Regions from separate parts of the Homo sapiens genome. Here region 2 is linked to region 1. The links are chromatin contacts, found by Hi-C or POLR2A ChIA-PET in ENCODE. All regions are on one chromosome and are shown on one strand. The core of a region is the stretch at or near the end of the contact, and the rest is flanking DNA. Distances in the headings are between cores, read along the strand shown.

Region 1 (2,700 bases), core at 31-2,530:
TATAAAAATAATAGAAAATCAATAAAACCAAAAGTTGGTTCTTGGAAAAGATCAATGAAATTGATAAACCTTTAGTAAGATTGACCAAAAAAAGTGACATCTCAAGTTACTAGAATTAGAAATGAAATAGGAGATGTTATCACCAACTTTATTGAAATAAAAAAGATTATAAAAGAGTATCACAAACAACTGTATGCTAATAAATTAATCAGATGAAATAGATAAATATCTGGAAAAACACAAACTACCAAAACTGATTCAACAAGAAATAGAAAATCTGAACAGACCTATAAAAAGTAAAGAGTAATCAGAATTGCCCACTAGACAAACATCAGATCCAGATAGCTTCACAGGTAATTTACCAAAATTTAAATAATAGTTAATACCAATTCTTCATAACCACTTCAAAAAAAAAGAAGTGTTTCTATAAGGCTACCATTATCCTGATACCAAAATCAGACAGACAGTAGAAGGAAAGAAGAAAACTGCAGACTAATATCTCTTATAAATATAGACACAAAAGTCTTCAAGAAAATACTAGCAAACTGTCTTAGTCCATTTGTGCTGCTATAAACAAAATACTTGAGACTGGGTAATTTATAAAGAACAGGAATTTATTTCTCACATTCTGGAAGCTAGAAGTCCAAAATAAAGGTCCCTGCAGGTTAGGTGTCTGGGGAGGGCCTGGTCTCTCTGCTTCCAAAATGGTGCCTCGTTGCTGCATCCTCCAAAGGAGGGCAACGTTGTGTCCTCACATGGAGGGAGGGCCAAAGGACAAAAAGGGGCCTTAACTCATTCCCTCCAGCCCTTTCATAAGGCACTGATCTATTCATGAGGGCTCCATCCTCATGATCAATTTCCAAAACGTCCCGCCACTTAATACCACCACAATAGAGATTAAATTTCAAAATGAAATTTGAAGCATGTAGCTGGGACCACAGGCATGCACCACCACAAATGACTGCTTTAAAAAAAAAATTGTAGAGACAGGGTCTCACTTTGTTGGCCAGACTAGACTCAAGAGATCCTCCAGCCTTGGCCTCCCAAAGTGCTGGGATTGCAGGCATGAGTCACCACAACTGGCCCAAATTATAGACTTAAAAATAGTCAAAATGGTGAATTTTATGTTATTTAAATTTTACAATTAAAAAAAGGGATAATGGCAGATAGCAATAGCACTGTGCACTAACAACATGCCGTCACGACAAAAGAAACCCACATGCGCCATGTGACTGAGGAACTAGACTACAGGGCTATGAGCTAAAACATCAGAATACTGAAAGTTTAAGAAGGAGCTTACAGGAAGAGCTTCTTTTTCCAATACAAAGAAAATTACTTGAAAAAGAGGAAAAGAAAGAAACTTACTTCTTACACATACAAATAAATCTAAAAGGAAGAGAAAATGAAATGTTCTTTCACAGAAAGAGTGAATTCCCTCCCGACCAGAAGAAAGGGCATCCTCCCCCTTACCTCTTCCTGGGCTGATGGCTGTCAGGAGGGGTTTATGGTCACTCATTTTCTCCTGCCTCTGCTTTTGAGAGGCTAGTTCCTGTTCCTTTTTTGCTAGCAGCTTGCCAGATGGGTAGAAGAGGCCAACAGTCTGTGTTCCTATGTCCCTCTTAGTCCCAACATCAGATCTGGGCAAAGGAATATTCAGGGACTGCCAGGCACATCGGGGCCATGCGTGAGGCAGAAGACATTTTTAAAATTAGAATATAATTTAATCAATCTTGCATTTTACTTATAGAAAACAACTCTAATCAGAATAAAAAGTATCTCAAGAAAAGTGTACTTGGAACTAATAGGGTTTTCCAGCCTTTGCCTCATCTTCCTTGCTCCTGTCTTTCTCAGCAACTTCCAGCCTGATCCAGGATTAGCCATTTATTATCTAAAAGTCAGCAAATCAAGGGGTGTTTGCCGGCCTGCTTGATGCCTGGAAGATATCTATCCTTTTCAGCTCTGTAATCCAATAGAGCATAGACTTCACTACTAATCCACACTCAGCCACTGGTCACCAACATTTTCTCTAACATACTTTCCTGCATCTAAACCTGGGGACCTGAGAGGACTACCATGAAAGGTTGTGCGTTGCACAACGTCACTGCATTCAAAGTAGTACCATTCATATGGTGAACATCATATATTTGCATATGTATTAGGGTAATTTTTCTAGTAGAGAAACCAGTATATTACAAGCAATTTCCAATAGATGGCAGTCAAGTGTCTTGAGAAAAGAACACCTTTGTTTCATTTGCACAAAGGAATAAGGGCTAGTGGCAGTTTAGGATTTAAATCTTTCAAACTGGGTTAAGAAAGCCATGAACGGCTGGGCATGGTGGCTCATGCCTGTAATCTCAGCACTTTGGGAGGCCACGGTGGGTGGATCACGAGGTAAGGAGTTCGAGATCAGCCCGACCAACATGGTGAAACCCCATCTCTACTAAAAATACAAAAATTAGCCGGGCATGGTGGCACGGGCCTGTAATCCTAGCTACTCAGGAGACTGAGGCAGAAGAATTGCTTGAACCTGGGAGGCAGAGGTTGCAGTGAGCCAAAATTGCACCATTGCACTCCAGCCTGAGCAACACAGCGAGACTCTGTCTCAAAAAAAAAAGGTCATGAACTCCCTAAAACTGCATACAAAGTGCTGAGTGTATCCTCTAATAATGATCAATCTTTAACTTCTTATAATAAAGAGAT
Region 2 (2,700 bases), core at 39-2,538, 150 kb after region 1:
TATTTTTATAACTGAGTTGTAAAGCGTCCTCATATATTCTGGATCCAAGTCCTTTTGTTAGATATATGTTATTATGAATATTTTATTCTGTGGCTTGGCTTTTCATTTTCTCAACTGTGACCTTCAAAGAGCAAAAATTTTAATTTTTTTTTAAAAGCCCTATTTATCCATTTTCGCTTTATGCATATATATATAAAATGAGATGGGGTCTCACTATGTTGGCCTTGCTGGTCTGGAACTCTTGGGTTCAAGCAATCCTCCCTGCTCTACCTCCCAAAGTGCTGGGGTTACAGGCATGAGCCACCCCGCTTGGGATGCCTTTTTTATTCTAAGAATTCTGTGCTTATTCCAAGATGGCAAACATATTCTCCTGGTTTTTTTCTAGGCTTATATTAAATAGTTTTAGCTTTTACATTTAAGTCAGCGATCCATTCAGAGTTAAGTTTTTTATCTATTTCTGTAGGGCAGAACATCAGTTTTTAAAGGGTGGGCAAGGTGAAAAGAACCCTGAAGGATACCAGGGAAAATGATGTTTCTGAAGCCATGAAAGGTGCAGGTGGGGTCAGTGGTGGCAAATGCTTTCGAAACCAAGTTTGAGTGTGGCTGAAAAGTACTTAACGTTAATTTACCGGGCCTACCTTGTGCCAAGCACATCACACTTGCTCTTAAGTTGTTCAGTCTATTGAGGGCATCTTGCTTTAAAAAATGTATGCATAAGACAAAAGCTGGAGGTGGTCGGAGTCGAAGGAGATTTTTTGTTTTTGAGACATGGGCACGTTTGTATGAAGGATAAACGTCAATAATGAAGATGGGGGAGGACTTAGGGTGTCAATGAGGGGAAAGGCCACTGAGGCTGGAAAAAATAGTACCCAGAGCCTAGTGGAGGGATTAGCTTTGGCCTGGAAGTATTTAAAGTTCACCCAGAGTTCCGGAAAGAAAAATGGAGGAAAAGAAGAGTTGCGGGGAGAGACAAGCGGTATCCCTGCAAATCTGAAAACTGGAAGAGGAATTGGAAGTAACCTTTTCGGATACCGTCTGGAGCCCACGAAGGCATTACAATTTTGCAAGTGAGAAGCTTCTCCTCTAAGTTGTCATTTAGTCCTCGTCACGTGGTAAAAAGTATCGCACGCCCACAGTTCTACACCCGAAAGTCCGGACACCTGAGCGACTTTCCGGGCCAGAGGCCCCAAGGTGCATCGGGGCAGAGCCGGAAGCGGACGCTGAAAACTGGCGGCTCCTTAATGGTTCCGGCGGCAGGGACCGCAGCGACGCCCTCACCGGAAGTCCCGCCTCTGCCGTGGGCCTGCGAGAATCGAGGCACTCGCTGGCGTACCCATGTATCGAAATGAGTTCACGGCCTGGTACCGGCGGATGTCGGTGGTCTACGGGATCGGCACCTGGTCTGTGTTGGGCTCACTGCTTTACTATAGCCGGACAATGGCGAAGTCGTCAGGTAGGGCTCTTCGGCGGGGCCTGCCCCGGAACACACGGCCTTCGATGAGAGTTCCCCGGGGGTCATGGAAACAACTTCCCTGTCCTTTAAATCCCAGGTTTATTCTGCAAAACTAATTGAAACGGGTGCTAACAGCCGTTTGTTATAATGGAATCTGCAAAGAACTAGACTCCAGGAATTATTAATACCTTGTAAATATTGTTTCCTAAATCTGAATCATTTACTGGATAGGGCCGTCCCCATATTCAGAATTGGAGGAATCTGTGTAAAGTGCAAGGTGGACTTTCAGAGACTCTGGCCGGTGATTTTTAAAGAGTGATGCTTCAGTACTACTGTCCCTCATCGTATATGGCGAGCAATTTCAGTACTTTTAGCAGCCAAGGCGTATTAAAATCTTCCAGTTACTAAGCGCAAAGGGAGAAAAGTCTCTCAGCTTTGAAAAATATGCTGGAAATCTGTAGAGACATTAAGTTGATTAGTGTGGTTGCTAGGGGCTGAGGGGTTGGGGAGTTGGGGAATGACTGCCAAAGGTATGGATTCCTTTTGTGGATGAAAGTATTTTTAAATTGATTGTGGTGCTGGTTGCACAAATCTGAATATACTAAAAACATTAAATTGTATATTTTAAGTGGGTTAATCGTATATGTTAATTATATCTCAGTAAAGTTGTTGTGTAAAAACTATGCTGAAGATTACATTTGGTGATGAAGCTGTCAGTGGCCTGAAAGTACATGTGTCCAGCATTAAGCATTTAAAAACATTTTGGCCGGGTGCAGTGGCTCACGCCTGTAATCCCATAACTTTGGGAGGCCGAGGTGGGAGATTGCTTGAGCCCAGGGGTTCGGGACCAGCCTGGGCAACATGGGGAGACCCCCATCTCTACCAAAAGAAAAAGAAATTTTTATATATAATATTTTATATTTACTTTATATGTAATATATGGTAAAAATACTTTACATTTATATATAAAGTAAAAATATTTTAATGTCCATATTTATGTTTTCTTTCTTTCGTTCTTTTTTTTTTTCTTTTTGACAAGGTCTCACCCTGTCGCCCAGGCTTGAGTGCAGTGGCATGATCTCGGCTCACCACAACCTGCGTCTCCGGGCTCAAGTGATTCTCCTGCCTCAGCCTCCCGAGTAGCTGGGATTGCAGGCGCAGGCCACTGCTGCCCGGCGAATTGTTTTATTTTTTTTTTGAGACAGAGTCTAGCTCTGTCGCCCAGGCTGGAGTGCACTGGCGCTATC

What was found. Hi-C counts contacts between places; a loop is a spot of excess contacts on that map. ChIA-PET counts read pairs that join two places held with the same protein, here RNA polymerase II (POLR2A). Pooled maps may share reads with other maps.
Region 2: a loop to region 1 is called in a map of GM12878, with 5 times the contacts of the local background. The contact joins the promoter of SMIM26 here to the enhancer-like site in region 1. A Hi-C loop is called at or near these places in 8 of 168 maps with a recorded cell type or tissue (CD4-positive, alpha-beta T cell, Caco-2, GM12878 and 5 more), 32 of 37 single-sample maps with no recorded cell type and 17 of 50 pooled maps. POLR2A ChIA-PET finds 5 or more read pairs at or near these places in 1 of 52 experiments (OCI-LY7).

What each region holds. Positions count from the first base shown.
Region 1 is chr20:18,411,176-18,413,875 of GRCh38, forward strand. DZANK1 (double zinc ribbon and ankyrin repeat domains 1) reads right to left here. Exons shown (of 21, transcript NM_001367614.1): 13 at 1,471-1,678. Among named protein-coding and RNA genes, the nearest start is that of LINC00851, 33 kb to the left of the region's middle. RefSeq lists an enhancer at 1,407-1,456 and a silencer at 2,327-2,376. Within about 2 kb of position 1,281, at least 4 of the 41 ENCODE cell types and tissues checked have a DNase peak (open chromatin) inside an H3K27ac peak, as active enhancers do; they include GM12878 and OCI-LY7, where a contact is called at or near this core.
Region 2 is chr20:18,566,144-18,568,843 of GRCh38, forward strand. It overlaps SMIM26 (small integral membrane protein 26), which reads left to right and starts at 1,289. Exons shown (of 2, transcript NM_001348957.2): 1 at 1,289-1,453. The coding sequence starts at 1,336. RefSeq lists an enhancer at 977-1,076 and a silencer at 1,140-1,422.